Linked DNA regions of Mus musculus: region 2 is linked to region 1. A link is a loop called in an ENCODE intact Hi-C map of the cell type or tissue named here. Cell type or tissue: heart. All regions are shown on one strand.

The links. Peaks named below come from ENCODE experiments on the same cell type or tissue, not always from the same donor. Only the 100,000 strongest peaks of a DNase experiment are listed, where the experiment ranks them.
Region 2: a loop joins it to region 1, with 7 times the contacts of the local background. A loop is called at or near these places in 30 of 42 quality-filtered maps.

The regions. Positions count from the first base shown.
Region 1 is chr11:45,793,589-45,798,588 of GRCm38, forward strand. No RefSeq gene overlaps it. Among named protein-coding and RNA genes, the nearest start is that of F630206G17Rik, 12 kb to the right of the region's middle. In heart, CTCF peaks have their summits at 958 (motif pointing left) and 2,274 (motif pointing right); a DNase peak (open chromatin) is centred at 2,293.
Region 2 is chr11:45,879,165-45,884,164 of GRCm38, forward strand. It overlaps Clint1 (clathrin interactor 1), which reads left to right. Exons shown (of 12, transcript NM_001045520.4): 2 at 4,546-4,650. Among named protein-coding and RNA genes, the nearest start is that of Clint1, 30 kb to the left of the region's middle. In heart, a CTCF peak has its summit at 2,108; no DNase peak of the experiment used is centred here; H3K4me3 peaks cover 390 bases; H3K27ac peaks cover 747 bases.

The DNA.
Region 1 (5,000 bases):
GATATCATCTTACTTAAAGCTTACACGGGGCTGTATAAGAAACAAGATATGTATAAGGGCAAAAAGAGTGATTCATCACTTCATGGGAGTCACCAACCATAGCCTGCAGACACTGCCTTCCCAGAACCTGCCTGCCCTCTCTCTTACCTGGTCAGCTTGACTCGTCCCCAGCTACAAGTCTTACTTTCCTTCCATGCTGTTACTGACCTTGCCCTTTAGCTCTCACATCTGGTCTCACAGTAACATTTCTTCAGAGCCCACAGCCAACGCTCCTTGCTCTGCTCGATGCCGTCAGGCAGTGACCTACTTTCAAGTTCTTTCTATGTTTAGAAATTGTCATAATCAAACTCCAGATGGGTGGTAGAAGGGAACACAGTTGGTCAAGTGCTTGTCCTGAGTTTGGTCCCCGGGACCCCACATTTCTATTGTGGTGTTGTTGTTGTTGTCGTTGTCATTGCTTAAAGCCAGATGTAATAGTCTCTATCTGTTTTATCCCGTGTGTGTGTGTGTGTGTGTGTGTGTGTGTGTGTGTGCGCGCGCGCGCGCGAGCGCTCGAGCAGTTGCAGATTTTTGTAATGGGGTGTGCACAAGCCACAATACATGTGGAAGCCAGAGAACAACCTCACTCCTGGGTCCTTGCCTTCTAAGGAATGAAGGGTCTCTTTTTTGTTTGCAGTGGCTTAAGCCAGGCTAGATGGGCAACAAGCATTCAGGAATTCTTCTGTTTCTATCCCTAGGAATATCAGGATTACAGACATACATGTACCACCACACCCAGCTTTGTGTAGGACTTAAACTCAGGTCCTCAAGCTCGCTGGGCAATTGTTCCCCTCCCTGTGCCACCTTCCATGCCTAATTAGAGATGGCTTCACAGTTAAGGATGCACGCTGCTCATGCAGAGGACCAGAGTTTGATTCCCAGTACCCATAGCACATACCAAGGGAATTTGCCGCCCTCTTCCGGCCTCTGCTGGCACTGCATTCATATGTACAAACCCACTCAGACAGTAGTTTCTTTAAAGTGTGCTGCTATGCTATGGTCTTATACATTTTGTCTATTTGGAGTTACTTGCACTATTATAGGTAGTGCTAATGAACACACCCAAGTAAATGTATTTTCCCTAGAACTTCATAGCCTTTCACAAAAACAAGTAATTTTCCATGTGGGCTAGAGGCATGTACACACCACCACCACTTCCTGCTCTCTTACCTCAGCTCTATTTCCTCCTCTGCTCTGATTACTGAACAAGATAGTACACAAGAAGTGCCTGACACATAAACAACTCCCAACTTATAGCAGTTAATATTCTGTCCCCTAGTTGAGGTCTTAGATACCATAACACCTAACTGAAGGCATCTCTGGCAACCGAAACCTGCAAAATACATCAACAGCCAAAGGCAAAACAAGAGCATCTAATTTGCCTTAGCATGCCTTCTCACACAGTTTCAGCCATGCAAGAGGTGCTCAGTCGAGGAGGCTCCATTGGTTGGTAGAGACTTTGCCTACCTAACGGGCATGATAGCCTGAGTTCTATCAACAGCACTTTACAAAGTGGGTTCTCAGCACACACCTGTAAGCCCAGCACTCAGGTAGTAGAAGCAGAAGAATCAGAAGGCCATCTTTAGCTACAAGATGAGTTTGAGGCCAGTCTATGGAACATGAAATCTTTCCTTGTAAAAATTAGCTTTGAAAAAATAGCTGAATACATGAGAAAGTGAATGTATCATAAGAGCACGGTCTCCTGACTTTAATTCATCCAGGCACAAAACCAACCTCAACTACCCTTATAAACATGGCCCACTCTGTTCTTTCGGAAGTGGCTGAGTACACCTCTCCTTTGTTTTGTTAACTGGCTGATCCACCTCAATTAAGAGACCAAAGCTTCCTCAACACATGGTTCAGTCACTGGCTGGCAGCATTTGCCAGACAAAAGCACTCTCCACTCTCCGTATTCTGCTAAGACTGCCATAGTCTCCAGTGTGGAAAGCTGACAGAGCAAGCAGCTCATTATTCCCCTGCTCAGATGAGGAAACTGACGTTCAGGAAGAATTAATTTGTCCAAATTCTCTAGAGGAGCTTGCAGGGGACAAACGACCTCCACAGCTTCCTTGGCTCTAAGACTCGGTCTGCAATCTCTCTTCCTGTGACCCTCAAGGTACCAACAGGTTTCGTTGCTATGGTTACCGTTGGCATCCATAGCATCCATAGGCGACTGTTTTCACTTCCCTCCCAGATCCCCTGCTGGCTCTGCTGAACTGAACCTTGGAATTCTGACAGCAGAGGGGGCTGCTGAGCCAAACCCAAACTCTCCCAGCATGCCTGGCTCCTTCCCATCCTGAGTTCTGAGAAGTTCCTCAGGTCTCTGAGGCCAAGCAGAACAAAAAACCTCTGGAGATCTGTAACATGAAATATAATCCCAGACCAGCATGTGCTGTGGCCTTTTGCCAGTAACAACTTGTCTCCCCAGGAAAGTCCCTGCCAGGAAATGTTTTTTAAAATATATATATACATATCTAGCAGGGGTTCTCAAACCTGGCTGTACACCAGAAACCACTGGGCTGTTTGGTTTTGTTCATTTGTCTGACTTTCTTTTTTTGTTTGTTTGTTTTGTTTTGTTTTGTTTCTTTCTTTCTTCTTCTTCTTCTTTTTTTTTTTTTTTTGAGTCAGGGTCTCATTCATACAACCCAGGCTGGCCTCGAACTTGTTGTGTCACCAATTGGTGACTTTTAAACTCTTGATCACCTTGCCTATACCCAGCCACTAAACCCAGATTGTGTGTTTTTTTTTTCCTTTTCCATTTTTTATTAGGTATTTAGCTCATTTACATTTCCAATGCTATACCAAAAGTCCCCCATACCCACCCACCCCCACTCCCCAACCTACCCACTCCCCCTTTTTGGCCCTGGCGTTCCCCTGTACTGGGGCATATAAAGTTTGCGTGTCCAATGGGCCTCTCTTTCCAGTGATGGCCGACTAGGCCATCTTTGATACATATACAGCTAGAGTCAAGAGCTCCGGGGTACTGGTTAGTTCATAATGTTGTTCCACCTATAGGGTTGCAGATCCCTTTAGCTCCTTGGGTACTTTCTCTAGCTCCTCCATTGGGAGCCCTGTGATCCATCCATTAGCTGACTGTGAGCATCCACTTCTGTGTTTGCTAGGCCCCGGCATAGTTTCACAAGAGACAGCTACATCTGGGTCCTTTCGATAAAATCTTGCTAGTGTATGCAATGGTGTCAGCGTTTGGATGCTGATTATGGGGTGGATCCCTGGATATGGCAGTCTCTACAAGGTCCATCCTTTCATCTCAGCTCCAAACTTTGTCTCTGTAACTCCTTCCAAGGGTGTTTTGTTCCCACTTCTAAGGAGGGGCATAGTGTCCACACTTCAGTCTTCATTTTTCTTGAGTTTCATGTGTTTAGGAAATTGTATCTTATATCTTGGGTATCCTAGGTTTTGGGCTATGTGTTTTTAATTATTGATTTATTTATCTACTTATTTATTCATCTAATTACTAGATTAGTGTTCTATAATACTGGGCTGCCTATTAAAAATGTATAGTCCAGAGCCTAGAGAGATAGTTCAGTGAAGCAGTTATGGGTTGTTGCTCCTCTTGTAGAGAATACAAGCTAGGGTTCCAGCACCTATGGGGTAGCTGGAACCTACCATATATAACTCTGGTTCTAGGAGACCCAACAACCTCTTTCTGGCCTCCTAGAGCAATGTACACACATGATATACATATGCATAAAATAACTACATCTTTTAAAAAAGGGAATATCAATTTCAAAAGATATTTTTAAGAACACAATGTCCAGGGCCATGGGTGGTGATACAGGCCTTTGATCCTAAGCACTTTAATCCTAAACAGAACTGTGAGGTCAAACCAGCCTGGTCCATGTACTGAGTTCCAGACCAACCAAGAGCTACTTAATGAGTCCTTATCTCAAAGCTAAGTAAATAGATATAAATGAATAAATAAATAAATATGAACGACAGCTAACACAAGGTATCACCCAGACTTGTGAAACCAGCAAATCCAAAATGTAGAACCTGGAAGTCTGTAAAAATAATCATACTGTATGATTCTAGTGGTTCCTAAAACAGGCATGTTTATAAACCAACAAGCTAGATAAACTGGGAGGTCCTAAGGTTGGTTGTTCATGTTGTTGTCTTGGTGCTGTTTGGGTTTTTGGTGGTGGTGGTGGTGGTGGTGGTGGTGGTAGTGGTGGTGGTTTTGGGCTTTTTGTAATGTTTTTGCTGGTTCCCCCCAACACACACTTTAAGATGTGATCGCCAAAATTCATAGACCCCTTTCTCCATTCCTGTAGAATGCTACTATATTCTACTGCCTATATAACTATCTTAAGAAGTATTTGAAAATGTGTAGTGCAAAAATCAACATGAGTTACAAATAGAAATCTATGTTTCCTAGTACCTTCTCCCAAAAAGCTAAAAAGCAGGCAAATTTCATTTTAGTCACATTTTAATTTACCTGAAACATTTCAACTGCTAAACAACATCACAAAATTATTATATTCTTCTCTTATATGTTCTCCTTATATAGATCTTCAATCTGGTGTGTCTGCTGTGTGCACAGAACCCCTGAATGCAGACCAGCCCTGTTTTGAATACTTAGCAGCCATGGCAGACACTGGCTAACACTTTAGTCAGCTCCTGTAAGTAAGAAATGGTCAATACCCAGTGCCCATAAAAAGCAGAAAATTAGAGTGGTCTGTGTGTCACACAGTCTGTGTGTGGATAGTAAGCTACCCCACTTCTACTTTTCTAACCATCAGGCAAAGAGATAAAGCTCAAAGGTGTCTCGTCCTGGGACGTATTCATGTGGAGAAGATGGAAAACCCACCCTAGTAGGCAGTGGTTAAGACCACACAACTGTGTAAGAAAATCCTTAGATGAAAAGGCTTAGGACTCCTGAAGTAGCTCAGTGGCTAGAGGTACCTACCCCTGCCAAGCTAGACAATGTGAATTCCATCCCT
Region 2 (5,000 bases), 86 kb after region 1:
CTAGAAAATATTCTGGGTGAGGTAACCCAGTCACAAAAGAATACGCATGGTATGCACTCACTGATAAGTGGATATTAGCCTAAAAGCTTGGAATACCCAAGATACAATTCACAGACCACATGAAGTTCAAGAAGAAGGAAGACCAAAGTGTGGATGCTTCAGTCTTTCTTTGAACCGGGAACAAAGTACTCACAGTAGGAAATACAGACACAAAGTGTGGAGCAGAGACTGAAGGAAAGGTGATCCAGAGACTGCCCCACCTTGGGGGTTCATTCCTTATACAGACACCAAACTCGGACACTATTGTGAATGCCAAGAAGTTCTTGCTGACAGGAACCTGATATAGCTGTCTCCTGAGAGGCTCTGCCAGAACCTGACAAATACCGAAGTGGATGCTCACAGCCGGCCATTGGACTGAGCATGGGGTCCCCAAGGGAGGAGTTAGAGAAAGGACTGGAGGAGCTGAAGGGGTTTGCAATCCCATAGGAAGAACAACAATATCAACCAACCAGACCCCTCAGAGCTCCCAGAGACTAAACCACTAACCAAAGAGTACACATGGCTCCAGCTGCATATGTAGCAGAGGATGGCCTTGTCGGGCATCAATGGGAGGAGAGGCCCTTGGTCCTGGGACGGCTCTATGCCCCAGTGTAGGGGAATGCAAAGGCAGGGAGGTGGTAGTGGGTGGGTGGGTGGAGGAACACCCTCATAGAAGCGTGGGGGGGGGGGATGGGATGGAGGGTGTTCTGGAGGAGAAATCGGGAAAAAGGATAACAATTGAAATGTAAATAAAATATCCAATAAAAAAAAGAAAGAAAAGATTTACTATTTATTTATATGTGTGCCTTGGTGCCAGAAAAGGTCAGAAAAAGGTATCAGGCTCCCTGTAACTGGAGTTCCAGGAGCTTGTGCATGGACTGCACAACATGAGCATTGGGAACTGAGCCGTCCTCAGTAAGAGCAGAAAGTGCTGTTAACATCTGAGCCATCTTTCTAGCTTCCACTTTTTTCTTCTTCATCAGACACTTTGTATTTAATATATGCTAAAAACCAAACCAAAAATAAAAGTCAGTGACTGAGACAAGATTTCAACAGAAGTTCCCTTGGGCAGAACAATGCCTGTTGCCCTTGATGTCCTGTATTCACTAGAGTGCTGCAGCATTTAGAGAGATTGTGGCCTGAGACAGGGGCTTGTCACATAGTGCAGGCTGCCCTCAACCTCTTGATCCTGATAACTCTGTCTCACAAGTGTTCCAGGAGTGTGACTATGCCAGTATGAAGATTGGTATTTATCAGGGAGCGAAACTGTTTCAAAACTGGATTTTCAGCTGTCCTTTAGAAGTTCTTGAGGAGTCCAATGCTTTAAGAGGTGACATTTCCTCCTCAGGACTGGTTTTAGTGTTGTTCCAGTTGTGGGCATTTGCATTTGTCCCGTGGCTTATTCCCACAGCACTGGGTGCAAACTTCAGTTACTATGCTGCAGCACTTAACTATCCAAACCAAAGACCATCACAAGTGTAAGGAGTGTCCTGTGTCCTAACCTGTAGGACAGTTACAGCGGAGGCAACTGGCACACAGAATTTGTTGTGCACTTTAGTAGGATTGTATTGTTTCCCGTGGCTAGAGTGTAAGAATGCTCATCAGGGTGGACTGGGGAAATTGAGGGAGTATAAAGGAAATAGTATGGTTTGAAATTGGTGCTTGGAACTAAGTTATTGGGTCTGTTTCTGTCTGTCTTCCTGTGAAATGTGTACACCTGCATATAACAGAACATTGAATTGTAAGCTTAGACTAGAAGGGTGGTGCTCTGTGAAGATACAAACCCGTTTGACCCCATTTGGAAAAAAGACAGAGTGGGAACAATACTTGCTACCGCAGTGCTCCTCCGTTCACAGCTGGACCTGAGTTGTGCCCACACTTCTTCCCTTCTGCTCTGTGGATATTTTCTAGTAAAGCATGCTTTTATGCTACGAGCATAAAAACTACTTGATTGGCAGTTGCCCAAGTGCTGGGAAGCCTGCTTTCCTGCTCTTCAGCAAAGCCAAGTTCAGACATTTCTTTGGAGTTTGTGTGTCCAAAAATTGATTACAGGGCCCCCTCTAGTGACTGAAATCAACAAGGACACAAATCTCTCCCAGACCTGGGAAGATTTAGAATTAAGCTACAGGGAAGTAAATTTTTTTAATTGTTTTTAATTTTTATTTTTAAAGGGAATTTTTTTTCATTTTTAGAAGGTTATTGATGTCAAGAATAGGTCCAAGATTGAGGCTATCCAAACAACAGCGGGTCAAAAGCTCTATTTACCTTTTTAGAAATCGGTGCTTTAAAATGGAAATGGAATAAGGCTGTGCTACACAGGGTTCTTTGTTGTTTGTTACGGTTGTTTCTGGCTTAATGAAGCTTTAAAAAGTTTTTTTTTTTTTTAATCTAGAGTTCTTTATGATATCAACTTCATTTTTTGATCATTTTTGAAAGCAGCAGTTTTATTGAAGAAGGAAAAAAAAAGCTTTAAAACAGCATTCTCATGAAAGTATTAGGTTTTTGCTGTCCTGGTAACAGCATATGATCCTTCTGTGGATGTCCTTTATACCCAACGGTATGTTTTAATGGCTCCTTTTGTTTCTCAGTTAAGGAAATGAGGAAATTCTTAAACTTCTGGATCTCTGCCATCTCTCCTAAACACTCACCGCCCCAACACACAGGCCTTCAGCTACGAGCCTTTAAAGGGCTCTCATTTGACCCTCGGGCCTTTGTAGCTTGAACAAGGAAAGCAGTGTTCCAAGAGCCCTAGCATTGCTGAATGCTCTGGTGAAAATATTTCATGGACATGGAGTACAGGCGCCTTCATCTTATAGTGGAGATCTCTGTGACAAAATGCAAGGGTGGATTATAACCCTGTTTGGTGTGGTTCATCTTCCCAGCTACGTTTGAATGCTTTTAGCTGCCCACAACCATGCAGTCTTTAGCCACCAGAATAAACAAAAGTGTCAGATCCATCATTTTGTATTATCTTAAATTGTAGATCTGGTTTTGGCTGGCTTGCCTTCATTTTGTTTCCATTGTTGATAAAAATTAAGGAGAAGAGCAACACCATTATTTATATATAAATTGTTGTCAACAGAATCATCTCTGGAATATTAGGAAAATTCATTAAAAGTCTTCAAGAGCCCCAAAAGTTGTGGGTTCCTAAGGAAATAACTTTTAGTTATATTATCGCATTAGTTGTGCAGTTGGAGGGGGTGTCCCTGGCATTCAGGGGACACTTTTCTTGGTAGAGTCCTGTTGTGGGTGTCGGTGTAGGAGCTGCACTGTTTGTTCTGTGACCTGACCAACTGTCTATATGTGACTGTCTCAGTGCTGATGTGGATCTGTTTGTCAGTGACTTAACTAAGCTAAACTCCTTGAAGGAACGAATGGCAGCAGACAAGGTCTAAAAGCGCTGAGCCTTGATCCTTCCGTATTTAGAAAACAACTTTTGATGACTTTTAAAAAGCCACATAGCAAAAGAAGGGAGGATATATGAGTAGTAGCTATCTAAATCTGATTTTATTCACTCATTTATTAGTTTTGATTTTGTGTTGCTGTGTTCATCTGTTAGAACACACATTCAGTAGTAATGGGAACTATATACATCAGATGAACTCACATTTTTATGGCTTTTCTTCCTTCAGATCCCATACACATGGCTGTTTAAAAAAAAAAAATCAAGTGTTTTGCTGTCTTGTGTCTTACCCTTTGAAAGCGTTCTTTCTTGCTATAGGATGGCTCTCAGTTATTAACTGAGCATCACCTGTCTGTCAGGCAGGAGAGCAGCACCAGTTTCTATGCTGTCTTTTGAGGTGTACAGAGCCTCTTCCCAGTCTACAGTTGAAACCAAGGTTAAAACAAAACTGCTTCATGAAATGGGGTTGGAATCAGGTTTTCTGTCTCCCATGTTCTTGTCAAAAAACTAGAAGTCTCAAGGAAAAGTTAAATATCATTTCCCAGTAAAATATTATGTAGCCAGTGAAGGTGTGAGGTTTACAATAACTAATAATTAAGTTTTTGTTAGAGAAAAACACTGATACAGAAGGAAATGTTGGTAATAGTTTTAAACAGTTGTAGAATATTCTCTTTGTGTTATGTCTTTTTTAAATGTCACACAGAATTGTCCACTGTAATTTAGTGTAAGAGAACAGAATTCCTATAAACACAAACCCGACCTCTTGTAAAGCACGGGCAGAGAGAAGGTGAACATCCTGGCTCTGTGATAGACTTGAGCGTGTCCGTTTGTCTTTGAGATCAGACCATGTCTCCTGGACTTGGGCCAGGGCTGATGACATTCCTCTGCATTCTTGAAAGCTAAATTCTTAAGATAACTTAAGTGTGTAATGTCGTGTCTTTGGAGTAGCCTGTGAGCAGAGCTGCCCCCCACTCCATAGATGTGGCTCATTAAGACATACGTTAGTATCATTTAGTTTTCATGTGTTGCTCAGTTTTGATGCTAATCTTTATGTATCTATATGTGTGTGTGTGCACATGCACATGTGCATTTTCCCTCTGCAGCACCAATGTGGTTATGAATTACTCAGAGATTGAGTCTAAGGTTCGAGAAGCAACGAATGATGATCCCTGGGGACCTTCTGGGCAGCTCATGGGAGAGATTGCCAAGTAAGTGGTAATTTGACTCAACAGTACAGAAAGAATCAAAGTGTCTTTACACAGAAAGTGAAGTTTGCTTTCAGTTTTAACCTGTTTAACTATCAGCCATATGTTCTGCATAATCCATTTTGATTAGTGTGGAGAGTTTTATATAGGTTCCATTCCCATTAAAAATTAGCTTTTAATGATGCGTCAGCCAAGACTTAATAGCTTTCCTTGCAAATTTTGAAGAACACGTATAAAATATTTGAAGTAAAAAAAAATCACACACTTTTTTCTTGGTGACAATGTGGGGCACTGAGGCCATGAAGAAAAAGCTTGCAGGATGGCACCGTGATTCCTCATGATGTGCTGTGTGT